Regions from separate parts of the Homo sapiens genome. Here all the other regions are linked to region 1. A link is an interaction called in ENCODE POLR2A ChIA-PET data of the cell type or tissue named here. Cell type or tissue: MCF 10A. All regions are shown on one strand. Region 1 has its middle 180 kb from the start of RFC3. Region 2 has its middle 120 kb from the start of RFC3. Region 3 overlaps LOC102723406 (a long non-coding RNA gene).

Region 1 (4,000 bases):
CTATTTCTGACTTGAAGGTTTTGTACTCTAATGATGCAAGTCTGTCACATGCATATTGTTATATTGGAGCCATCTCAACATTTGAGTGTCATTATTCCTAGAAAAGCCCATATTTAAGATCTGTCCAGAGAAACTCCCAGGGGAGGGAGTGGAGCATTTCAGGAGGTTGCTCATTGGTTTAGTTCTGCTTTTTTGGAACACAGACTCACCCACAAGTAGTTGCTAGTGCTTTTTCGTTTTGTTTTGTTTTGTCAATTATAGGCTTGGAGTGGAAGAACAGCTGGAAGTAGAAATCTGTCAGCTCTAGGAACTGACCTCCCCCTCTCTTTCATGGCCGCATGACGCCTCTTCAACTCTCTCTGCCTCTCATTGTATCTCTGTTTTTCTCTGTCTCCTCTCTACCAACAAGATCTTCCTAAACTTCTGTCATCTCTGTATGTGTATGTGAGTGTTGCGTGTCTCTGTGTGTGCGCTGTGCAAAGTACCCAATTCATTTTCCCGGCATTCGGGAATCAGGCACCATTCACATCTCTGCCTATGTGATGCTACCCCCAAGGGCCAGGGCTCTTCCTGTTATAGGTAGCTTTTGCTTACTTGGACTAACTTTGTGATAATTATCTGAATGGACTATTATTTTCTCCATTTTACAGGTGAAGAAATTAGGCTAGAAAGATGTTAGTGTTGTCCCAAGTCACACACCCAAGAAATGGCCAGACCAGGCCTGAGTCCAGTACTGTGGGGCCCCTGGAGCCCATGCTTTCAACCCTCTCCGATTCTCCCGCACTGCCTTGTTTTGCACATGGGTGGTCCATTCTTGTCCTTAAAGCTTCTCAACTGTGCAGGTTCAGCTCCCATCCTTTTGTAAAAGGTTGCCAATTGGGAATTTCCCTGTTGTTTCATAATTTTAGTTAAATCCTCAAAACTGAAGCTAACAAGTAGGAAGAGTCCTCAATTTTTAAAGGAGAACCTGGAGGAGCAGCCAGATATCTCCTACCTGCAGCCCTTGCTAAGAGGTGTCCAAACTGGAGTTTTGAATCTTAGCCCATCTCCCCATCCAGCCTCTCTCAGCAGATGTCTAGAATCTCCTGGGGGAAGCAAGGAGGGCATGGAGAGTTCACTGATGCAAGAGAGTAGTCTGAGTTAGGAGAGTTGTTGGGGAAGTTTAAGAAGCGTGCAGTGTGAGCTGCTCACCAGCGGCTTAGACCAGGTGAGAGAGGCGCTGGGGGGAAGTGAGGATGCCTGCCCCATGGCAGACTGGCACCCGTTCACCAGCTGAAAGTATGCTGACCTGCAAAACCAAACTGAACCGGGTGTGCGACAGGAGAGTTCCTGACAAAGAACTTTCTCCAAAGCTAATTTCCTTTATTGTGTCTCGTGAACAAACTGATCTCAAGTCTATATTTCTCAATTCACATTCCCAAGATAGAGTCTGGTTGACTCAGCCCTGACTTTATTCTGGGCCACACTATGAGTCTCCAGCCGGCTGTTGGCTTGGCTGCTGGTGCTGAGTGCCCACCCCTAGTCCAGCTGGCTGTGGCCAGGACAGGGTCAAATGGAACCAAGGACAAGGCCTGAAGGCCATTCCTTTTGAAGGCGTGGTGGGCAGGACACTTCCCTTATGGAGGCAAAACAGGCAAATACGCAGCGTTCTTTTAGGCATCAGGGACTGCTGAAGATTTCTGCAGGAGGAACCAGAGAAGACAGTCAAGCTCTTCCTAAAAGTCCTCCTCTATCTGTGTGTGTGTGTGTGTGTGTGTGTGTGTGTGTGTGTGTGTGTGCATGTTCTATGTAAAGTACCCAACTCACTTCACTGGTATTTAAGAGAATCTCAAGGTACAGCAATGCATTTCGTATTATACATGCATGCATATTTGTGAGAAAGCTGTATGGCTCTCCTTTCCCGAGCAGCTGGAAGCAGTGATCCATCTCTTGCAGGCCTTCATTGCAGGGCGATTGCTTAATAAATATTTATTGTGTGGAAACTCTGTCCTTGTGTATGAGTTCACCCTGACCTCTTGCCTCAGTCCAAACCTGGCTTCCTTGATCTCAGCTTTATTTGTTCTGAAGCAAGTAGGGAGGTTTTTTTTTTTTTTTTTTAATGTTTGTTTGTTTGTTCCCAGCATTCCTCTGCAGTATCTGGGGATCTCACAGCCCCCACTGTCATCCGGCCTTTGAGGAAACACAGGGCGATAGACAGAGCAGGAGAGGCTGGAGTCAGCCAGATGTTACTAAATCCCACCTGCGCCATTTACTGACTGTGTGACTCAGGGCAGGTTATTTAAGGCCTCTTGGATGTTTGAGATCAGGAAACTGAAGTCCAGAAAATTAAGCAGCTGGATCTTGTAAGCTTCTGCTGATTAACTTGTAAACGGGGCTCCTGGGAGTCACCCCTTGGAATGTTTGGAAGCCTTCAAGAAGAGACAAGTTTCTGCAGGGGGCCTGAAGCACAGGAAGTGCCTGACTCTTGAGTGACCAGACCCACAGCCGTCCTGTGTTCTTGCCACAGACTCTTCTCCCTGGCTGGAGCTTTGCTCCAGGCCCACCAACTTTTGCTCAAATTCTCTTTGTCTTGAAACTTCTCAAGCATCTTTCTTAAATTGGCTGCTGAATGCAGCCTTCTGTCTGCATTGCTGATCACACCTCCCTCACTTAAGCATTTGTTAAATCCAGGTGTTTATTTTTTGAGCTCTAATTTATTCACATTCCCTACCTCCCAAGCTTTACCCTCTAGACTGTTATCCTTTTCTCCTAGGTAAACGTCAGAAAAGATCAATCACCCTCATCAATTCATTAATTTAGTCATTCATCCAACTACCCTCTTGCCAGTACTCTGTATCAATACAATGTTTTTCAGTAGGGTGACGGGAAAGAAAAGAAGGGAAGACACAAAGATGAAAAAGACAAATTACTATTTTCAAAGAGCCTAGAGTCTAGAATGAGCACCACCATTGGTAGATAATAGTTGTATCTATCATTGTTATGCAATAGTTATAGCTTAAAATTAACAGAGTCAGTATTTCTTTTTCCTTTTTACATTAGCATGACAAAAATATCACAATCCTGTTCATTTCTATTCCAGTAGTTTGTATGGGACAGAGTAGACAAAAACTTTTGCTACCAAAAGTTACACGATCCAGCTGCTCGATTTTCTGGAATTCGGTTTCCTGATCTCGAACAAATGAGAATAATAATCAGTATATCACAGGCTTCTTCTGGAAATTAAATGAGAGAAAACAGCCATACAGCACGGTTCCAGGAGTACAGTAGACACTCAATAAAGTATGGGCTTGTTGGGGCTCAGAAAACAATACCCCAAAATGAAGACCTCAGAAGTAGTTTCATAAGCAAAACTTTTTCTCTGATCTTCTCCTGCCCTCCTGTCTCTCAATCCCATTCTTTCCCAAAGCTAGCCATAGAAACTAGAATCACTCTTCCCCAAGGTGGGTCATAGAAACCAGAACTCTCATTCCCAGAGCTAGCCATAAAACCTAAAATATGACTCTAAGTTTCCTTCCACCTTTCTGTGTAAAAACTGGCCATAAATAAATTACCTGAGCTGTGTGTGGTGGCCTCACACTTATAAACCCAGCAGTCTTTGGGAGGCAAAGGTGGGAGGATCATTTGAGCTCAGGAGTTTGAAAGCAGCGTTGACAACATGGTGAGACCCTGTCTCTGTTTAAGAAAAAGAAAAAAGAAAAGAAAGGAAATGATCTGACTTAGTTGTTTGACTGTAGGCCATAAGAACCCTATTCTAGAGAGAGTCCTGCCCCATACTCAGAATGAAGGAATGCATGCTCATAGAGGCCAAGCAGGATCTAGACACACAGGCTTTGCTGGGTTTCCCCACTCAGTCTATCAGCATTAGATCATACCCTTTGTGTCTAGTCCTATTTCTACATGGCTGTGCATACTTTGTTGAACCTAAGCCTAAAGATGAACAATTCCCCCTGTGTCTTTGGGTCTTCATTCTGAAGGCTCCTGTGTATACACATTAAATAAA
Region 2 (4,000 bases), 52 kb before region 1:
GAAGGTTGCCTGCAGCTTATGAGATATTTTGGAATAGCACTATTACAAATATTTTAGATGCATTTTTTTTCATTTTCACTATTAGTTTTGATTGTTGAGGCCCGTAACAGATTTCAACTGAGTGGATTACAAGCCTGTAAATGTAAAAAGGGCAGGGAATTCCCAGATCTAAAGTTTAATTTTTGGGGGGGAAAAGTGTTCAGATGAAGAGCAAAGATAACAAGTTTGAGGTACAAGACTGAAATTGGAGCTGAGGTCTTTGGGACATGGGGTTTTTCCTGTCACTCAAGAGTCTGGGCATTTTAAGGAGAATCAAAGTGGAATCCATGCATGTGAATCTGATGGTGGCTCTTCTGGCTGTTCTCACCCTGCTGTGCAGAGATGAGGTGGTCTGTGGAGAAGCTCTTGGAGACTGCTGTGGGGAAAATTGCTTTATGGAAATGAGGTTGTCATTTTTTGATAATAGCAAAGATACCTAGATATTTCACGTTTAAAAAACTCCAAACAGTAAAATTTGGTTATTTGTCACTACCCTACACTGCTTCAGTTCACTCCAACATCTTCACAGGAGCTCTCCACCCTGGCCTGGAGTCAGAGGAAAGAACAGTGTTGCTGGAATCCATGTAGTTGAGGCTCAGCTTGATTTTACCTTCTTTATGGATGCACCTTAGTGTGTGTGAGTATGGCTGCAAACCAAATTCAAAATGAAGGGGAAAAAGCCAATTTGAGAGCCTTATACTAATGAGAACATATATTATGAGAGATTCCTGGCAAATTGTATTTTATTTCTAAGATGTCACTTCCCCATGGTAGAAAATTGCATAAGGGCTCTAGGTCTGAAATCTAAGAGTTACCATATATTTTTGGATGAAATGTTCTGAATCCCACTCTGTAGAGTCTATTCAGACCAAAGTTAAGGACCACGTTATTTACCATTTACCACCCAGGCAAGGGAAATCCAGCCTTCTCCTTGGGGAAGCAGATGATGATTTGTTGGTGGACCTGCAATATTTGCCATCCTATTGACTGGCGTGGTTGATCCAGATTATCTAACTGGATGGGGGTGCCCTTTCTTCCTGAACACTCATGTGGGCACTGCTCAAAGCTGCCTGATACCTGCTAGACCAAAGAAAGGAATCGAAAACTCATTCCATCCCTAAAAAACCAACTAGAGTCAAAGTGTAACAGCTTTAACTATGACATAATAGTAAGATCAGAATTCTTATTCTGCCATAATCTTAGAAAACCAGGTCAATATCTTGATTGCATCACTAGATTCTGGGTCGCGTCTGGTATATGAAGAAAGAACAGTGTAAGTTCAGTGTGCTCAGGGATTGAGCTCTGCCAAAAGCACCAACTGAAAAAGAAATTCTACACACTAAGGACTCTTGGGGAAAGAGAATGTTTCTCCCTTACCTAATAAGCGGTGCTTCTCAGGCATGGATAGAAAACAAATATCACCATTTCCTGTTCCATAAAATGAAGATAATATAGGATGTGGAGGAGGATAAACTGGCTGGGTTGATGTATATACACCCTTAGCATGGTATATAGCTAACAGTAAGTGTTCAAAAAAGGGTAGCTCTTTCTATTTCATTTTTCTCGTTAATGAAATAGAACACAGCAACAACTTATTATGGAAAAAAACATTAGGAATAAAGAAGCAAAGTGTATGTAATTCCTTGCTCTATCTTTTGGCATTTTGTTGACTTCAAAATTAGATGAGTCAATATTAACAGATTCCAGAATTATAAAATTTGAGAGTTAAAAGGCACCTTGTTCATCTGCTTATTGGTTTATTGAGTACCTACTATGTATTAGAAATAGAGATGTAAAGATGACTTAGACACTGCCTTGCCCTCCAGGAATATACACTCTAAGAGGAATGACTTGCAAACAATGTTAAAACAAAGAAGAAATACAGTGAGACAGACATGCAAAATGTATTAGGAAAGCATTGATGATGAAGACTTAACTCACTGAAGAGGTGAAGTCCTGGTTGTTAGGGAAAGCTACCTGGAGTCTATAAATGATGATGGTTGATTCAAGTTTTTATCTACAGCTGGTTAGTGAGGTATGGAATTTGTCCAGTGTCATGATAGGATGGGTTCAGGGCTATTGACAAGGCCTAGTGAGCTGAGGCCAGGAAAGGCCCTACTCAGGAAAGCAAGGAGTAATCCACCCACTTGCAGCTGTTGGCATCTGTAAGGCAGAATTGAAGATCAAGACAAAATAATATCCAAAGGACAGATATTATCTCAGAAAGTATCAGTACTAGGAATTTCAATCTAGTACATAAGGCACAGGAATTGTGGGAAAAAAAATAAATATTAGGTAGTGGTTCTGGGATATCAGTGCACTCACAGCCAGACTCTAGCCAGTGATTGAGGAAGCACAACATGAAATTCACCTCCTGGAAAGATCTGAAAAAATTCGAAAGGAAATCCCAGCCCCAGCTAAGAGGGCTGTGGTTTAGCTCAAGCCTTAGAGGGTCACCAGGGTAGACGGCATTGCATGCAGAGGTTGTGGTGTCGGGAGCAGGTTGGAGCCCCTGCTAGGTACTGGGCCAACAGTGTAAGAACGCAGAGCAAGTAGGGAAAGCACATACTCTGCAGCTGTCTCTGTGTAAGCTGATGCTCTGGGTGCACCTAATCTCAGCTCTTGATGGTGGTATGGATTAACCAACTGACCGGTTGCTTTCTACTTCACTTCATTTTCAATAAGACTTAAACTGACAATCAGCATGGCTAAAACCCATAGACCACTCAGATACTGACAGTTTATCCAGAGTTGCTGTTTGAGTTTAGATTGCATCTCCAGCTTGTATGTAATGGAAACAATTTATGTGGGTGTCTCATGTATGATGGAGAGACATGTAATGGGAAATTGGGGCACTTGACACTTCTAGGGGATAAGGAATTCGTATCTTGAGAAATACGATGGTTATGAATATGCCTTTAAATCTGAGTTCTTAGAGGCCTAGGTCAAGAATACCCAGAAATTAATAGGCCTACATCAGGGCTTGCACACAGTGGAAGCATGACTGATTTCTGCTATTCATGAGCACTCTACCACTTGCCATGCATGGTGTGTCACAGCTACTGTGGGACCAATCTTTCTTCCTGCAGTGGACAGACATTCTCCTCTCCCTCAAGGACATGGAAGATCAGAGAATTTGGCTGAGCCATTCATGGGCTGAGGCTCTCACAATGTCACATACAAACATACTTTTATGCACGAAAACTGTATACTTGCTGCTGATCATGATTATCGATATTAACACAAACTATTATTTTAGTGACTGCATCTATGGCAGATGTGATGCTGAGTATTTTATGAATATTATTTCCAGTCTTCGTAACAACCTTTTGATTTAGGTAGCACTGCTAGCTATATTTTTTTTAATAAATAAACCATGGCTCATAGAGGTTAAACAAATTTTCCTAGAACATAGAACTGGGAAGGGACTAAGGTTTTATTCAAATCTACTTCTATTGGATGCAAAACCAGTGCTATCCCCACCACCATCCTGTGTCTATATACCTTTGTCACAGGGCCTACTGCACTTCCAGGCAATTCCTGTTCTGTACCAAGTTGTCATTTAATGAATTTAAAGACATCCTTCATTTTCTGACATATCTAGCAAAAGGAATCAGAAAAGGGAGGGGGAGGTTAAACAGAAAAAGTCCAGTGGAAATAGCACATAAAAAACCCCTATATGTATTATAAATATATACAGTACCTGTGTGAGTGGAATGTAAACCAAAAATAAAATTTTGAGGCCCCCCTGCCAAACCATCTGAATGGACTCCCTCCTCTCAGTCAGGGCACTCCAAAGTTAACCTGAAGGACAGCTCAGGCCATGACGAGAAGTGAGGGTCAAACATGCCTCCTCATGCCCTCTTCTCTTTTGGAATTCAGGAAAAGCCGACCAGCATTGACATCAACACAGACCTTAAGTATGATGAGAAATATTTACAATCTATTCTTTTTGAAGCCT
Region 3 (4,000 bases), 72 kb after region 1:
ATTGGCCTAGTATTTTCATTCAACCTATGTGCATCCTTCCATATACTTTAAAACATCTCCAGGTTATTTATGATACCTAATATAATGCCTATACATCACTTAATTCTTGTGGATTAAACATAATACTTGATGTGTATCCAGTTCCGTTTTTGCTTTTTGTAACTTTGTGGAATGATTTCTCTGAACATTTTTATGGTTGGTTGAATCCATGGAGGTGGAACCCCTTGGATACAGAGGGCTGGCTGCATTTAGAACATAGTATAAAAGATATTTGAAAAAATAGTTTGTATTCCAATGCCATTTGAAAATGTAAGTTGCATTTGATATAAGAAACACTTCAAACAAATTAAAAGAGTTTGAGTAATGAACAAGTCATGGATTGGGCAGCCTTCAAGCCAGAGTAGGCTCAGAGACTCCAGCACAGCCACGTGGTGGAAGAAGATTTATGGACAGAAAAAGGAAAGTGACATACAGAAAATGAAAGTGAGGTACAGAAACAGCTGGATTGGTTACATCTTGGTGTTTGCCTTATTTGAACATGGTTCGAACAGTTGGCTACATTTGATTGGCCAAAACTCAGTGACTGGCACAAGTGTAGGCTACAGTCTGTTTACACCTCCACTTGTTATAATTCACAATGTACAGAGAAAAGTTTAGGTTGAACTCAAAAATATGTAAGGAGGCAACTTTAGGCTAAACTTGATTTAACGCATTATAAGTAAGAAATTCTGGTACCTGGAAAGGGAGACTAGGGACAGTTGATGGTTGACGATTAGGATGCTACTATGCAGGCAGAAAACAAGAAATCTTGCAGGTGCTTGCTTATTGAAGCAAATATATAGTTCTTTATCTCTGTTTCTGGTGTGCAATTTAATTAATATTTACCAGGCTTTGTTGTTTCCCACACACTGCTAACTTAAGGTCCTGAGGACATTGGCCTAGCAAATTCCCTGGTTATTTTCTTTCACAGCTATCCTTGCAGTGGGGTTTTCTTGGTACCTCCTCTGCTCTCAGAAGCCCACACACTCTTAAGTCCCAGAAGAGACATGGTTTCAGGTCCTCTTAAATATTCTCCACTTCATAGCATCCAGTTATACATATAGTCAAACAGCAAGCAGTTATTTCTGTGACTGACAGGCATCTGGTACAAAGCAGGCTACATCTCATCCCTGGACCCTGCATAGCACACTCACCTCTTAGAAAGCGGGACAGGATATTGAGCCTGCTCTCCTTCATTAGAAACTGTTCAAGTTTCTTTATCTGATGAACTTGAATATAGGATATAGAATAACTGCTGGCAAGGCAATGATGGGGAAAGAGTGTGGCCTTGCTGGCTCAGAAGACTCAGAAGTACAGACCAAGTCCCTTCCAACACTCTGACTCTTAGACTTGAGTATTTGAGTTATGTAACTAATATATAGCATAAGGTATGCAGAAAAATGCAGGCATTATAAATAGCTACTGCATTTAATTTTTAACTATCTACACACTAGACATTTTGTTCTCAAAAGCAAAATAAATAAACTCAAAATAAGTTGAATTGAGATACTAATTTTATGGATTGAAAGACCTTTGTTTACTTTGTGAGGAGTTCCTCACTTTGATAATTGTGATAGGGCACAACATGAATTATAATTGCCAAGCCAACTTAAAATAAAGGTAATTCTACTTGTTATTCTCGAACAATTGAAATCCGTTGTGATGGAATCTCAGTTCTTTGGAGAGCAGGAGATGTCTTCCCCTCAGGAGTCTGACACATGCCCAGTAAATTCAAAACGTGCACAGGAGGAGCTGTCAGACACCAGACTGGGAATTTCTGCCAATCCATAGGACTAGAGTCTTTACCAAAGGATTTCTCCTCAAGGATACCCAAGGTGCAGCATGATGCCTCCAACTCTCAGGATGGTATGAACATGGGAGTAGTTGAGGATAATATTCATATTTCCTCCCTCAAGCCATATCTTTCTGTATATCTTTCAAATCAGAGCTTCAAAGAAAAATCCAAAACATATCATAAGCAAAAATCCAACACAATATTTGTTTCTAACCTTGACTAAATAGCCTTTGCTGTTGGTAGAGAACTCCATATGTGTGACATGACAGACGCTTCATTTGATCAGTCTGGAAAAGAGTGAGACAGTGATGCTTCTGCACAGCTGTCCCTCCGTTAAACGCATCTAAAGAACCTCAGTCAGGAGCTTTCTTCCGAAATGAGCAAACTGTCTGTGGACTAACAAAGAAGAAAGATTTGCATTACCAAGACAGTCTCAGTAAACAGGTTGGAAGTAAACCAGAAAAGAGCAAAACTGAACAAAAAGCAATCCACCTAGTAGTGAGTTGTTAGCGAATTACAGTAGGAATGATCCTTATAAATGTTCCAATGATGATTTCTATGCATTTCCAGTTTAAATATAATGCTCTTGCCAAGAAAAGTTAAGGGTTAAAAGTTCATTAGTGAGTCTTTGAATGGGGGTCAAATGGGTAACATAAATTACAAAGTTTAAATCATCTATGAGTGTCCTGGTATGTCCAAAGTTTTGCTTATTAATATCTAAAACATAAATGGTATGACTACACAATGGATAGAAAAATCAAATCCCCAAATAATCTAACTTGTACATGAGAATGAGTAGCTAGTTTTTAGAGATTCTGACTTCCTCCCCCGTGCTCTTTCATAGATGCCTTTATTGATACACAGTGGCACATGGAAGCCCAGCTTTAAATGGGTCAGATGAGAAACGATATTCATTACTTTAAACTGGATGTACTTAGAATATAGCCACACACTGATATTTCCCTTTGGCTCATAAATTTTTTTTGTATTTCATTAGTTTTTGTGGTACAGATGGTCTTTGGTTACGTGGATAATAAGTTCTTTAGTGGTGATTTCTGAGATTTTAGTGCACCTGTCACCCAAGCAGTGTACACTGTACCCAATATGTGGTCTTTTATCCCTCATCCCGCTCCCACCCTTCTCCCCAAGTCCCCAAAGTCCATTATATCATTCTCATGCCTTTGCTGGTTAGTAAATTTTTAACACGAACAAGCATAATTCTCCTTATTCATTTTATTTTATCTCTATCTTAAGCTATTGATCAAAGGGAAAATTAATATTTCTGTCTGAAAGTTAATAATCTACTCTGTTGCCATTTCATCACAACAGTAAGTCAAAAAAGTCAATCAATTACGATTGAAGTTAATAATGAAATATTAGTGTAATTACCACTTCCTAACTGATGCGGGTCTTTTTTTAACCTTCTTTCTTCTGATTGAGATGTTACCTCTATATGCAGAAGATTTCTTTCTGCTCACTTTCACCTCATTTAACATCTTTTCCCTTTAACTTCAAGCTCTAATTATATAAGACTATTAAATCCTTAAAATTTCTTAAAGATTGATCTCACAATTGAACATAAAAACCCTCCTCTAATTACAAACTATTTATTTATTTATTTGGAATAGAGCATTTAGCCCAGGCAAGGGGTTCGATAAGGCTTACTGCAGATGAGTTTTTCTTGTTAATTTACATAAGGTCTTCATGTTACAATGGTTATGTATTTTTACAGCTCATATTCAATATTGCCAAACTGCTCTTCGAAGTATTCAACCAATCTACATTTTTATCAACAAGGTATGAGTAGGAAGTAGCCCTGAAATTTACACTGTCCTTATTACCTTTTCACAAAGAATAACATAGTATAACATCATATACAAGATTATTTGATAGCTCTAAACTAGCCATTTAACAGGCCATGCATATAAATTAATATCTTCCCACTTCAACACTTAAATTTTATAGACATAAGCTTAAGTAAACTCTGCCTTGGTGTTATTTGCACTCAGATCAGAATGGCCAGTCTACCCACTGAGAAGTTCTCCTATGAGTCTTCTCCTGTACTGTCATATTTGTGAAGCCATTTTTAATAGGGTAATGGTTATTGGTAGTTTAAAAAAGTATAAGTTTTCTATAGGAGAACTCAATTGTCTAGCTTACTATGTC

The links. ChIA-PET counts read pairs that join two places held together with the same protein. Peaks named below come from ENCODE experiments on the same cell type or tissue, not always from the same donor. Only the 100,000 strongest peaks of a DNase experiment are listed, where the experiment ranks them.
Region 2: POLR2A ChIA-PET joins it to region 1 with 8 read pairs; 5 of 35 experiments call an interaction of 5 or more read pairs at or near these places.
Region 3: POLR2A ChIA-PET joins it to region 1 with 6 read pairs; 3 of 35 experiments call an interaction of 5 or more read pairs at or near these places.

Annotation. Positions count from the first base shown.
Region 1 is chr13:33,640,938-33,644,937 of GRCh38, reverse strand. It overlaps a transcript of STARD13 not described here. Among named protein-coding and RNA genes, the nearest start is that of RFC3, 180 kb to the left of the region's middle. In MCF 10A, no CTCF peak of the experiment used is centred here; DNase peaks (open chromatin) are centred at 1,447 and 2,087.
Region 2 is chr13:33,692,686-33,696,685 of GRCh38, reverse strand. No RefSeq gene overlaps it. Among named protein-coding and RNA genes, the nearest start is that of RFC3, 120 kb to the left of the region's middle. In MCF 10A, no CTCF peak of the experiment used is centred here; no DNase peak of the experiment used is centred here.
Region 3 is chr13:33,568,892-33,572,891 of GRCh38, reverse strand. LOC102723406 (a long non-coding RNA gene) reads right to left here. Exons shown (of 6, transcript XR_007063750.1): 3 at 2,049-2,230. It also overlaps a transcript of STARD13 not described here. Among named protein-coding and RNA genes, the nearest start is that of LINC02344, 240 kb to the right of the region's middle. In MCF 10A, no CTCF peak of the experiment used is centred here; no DNase peak of the experiment used is centred here.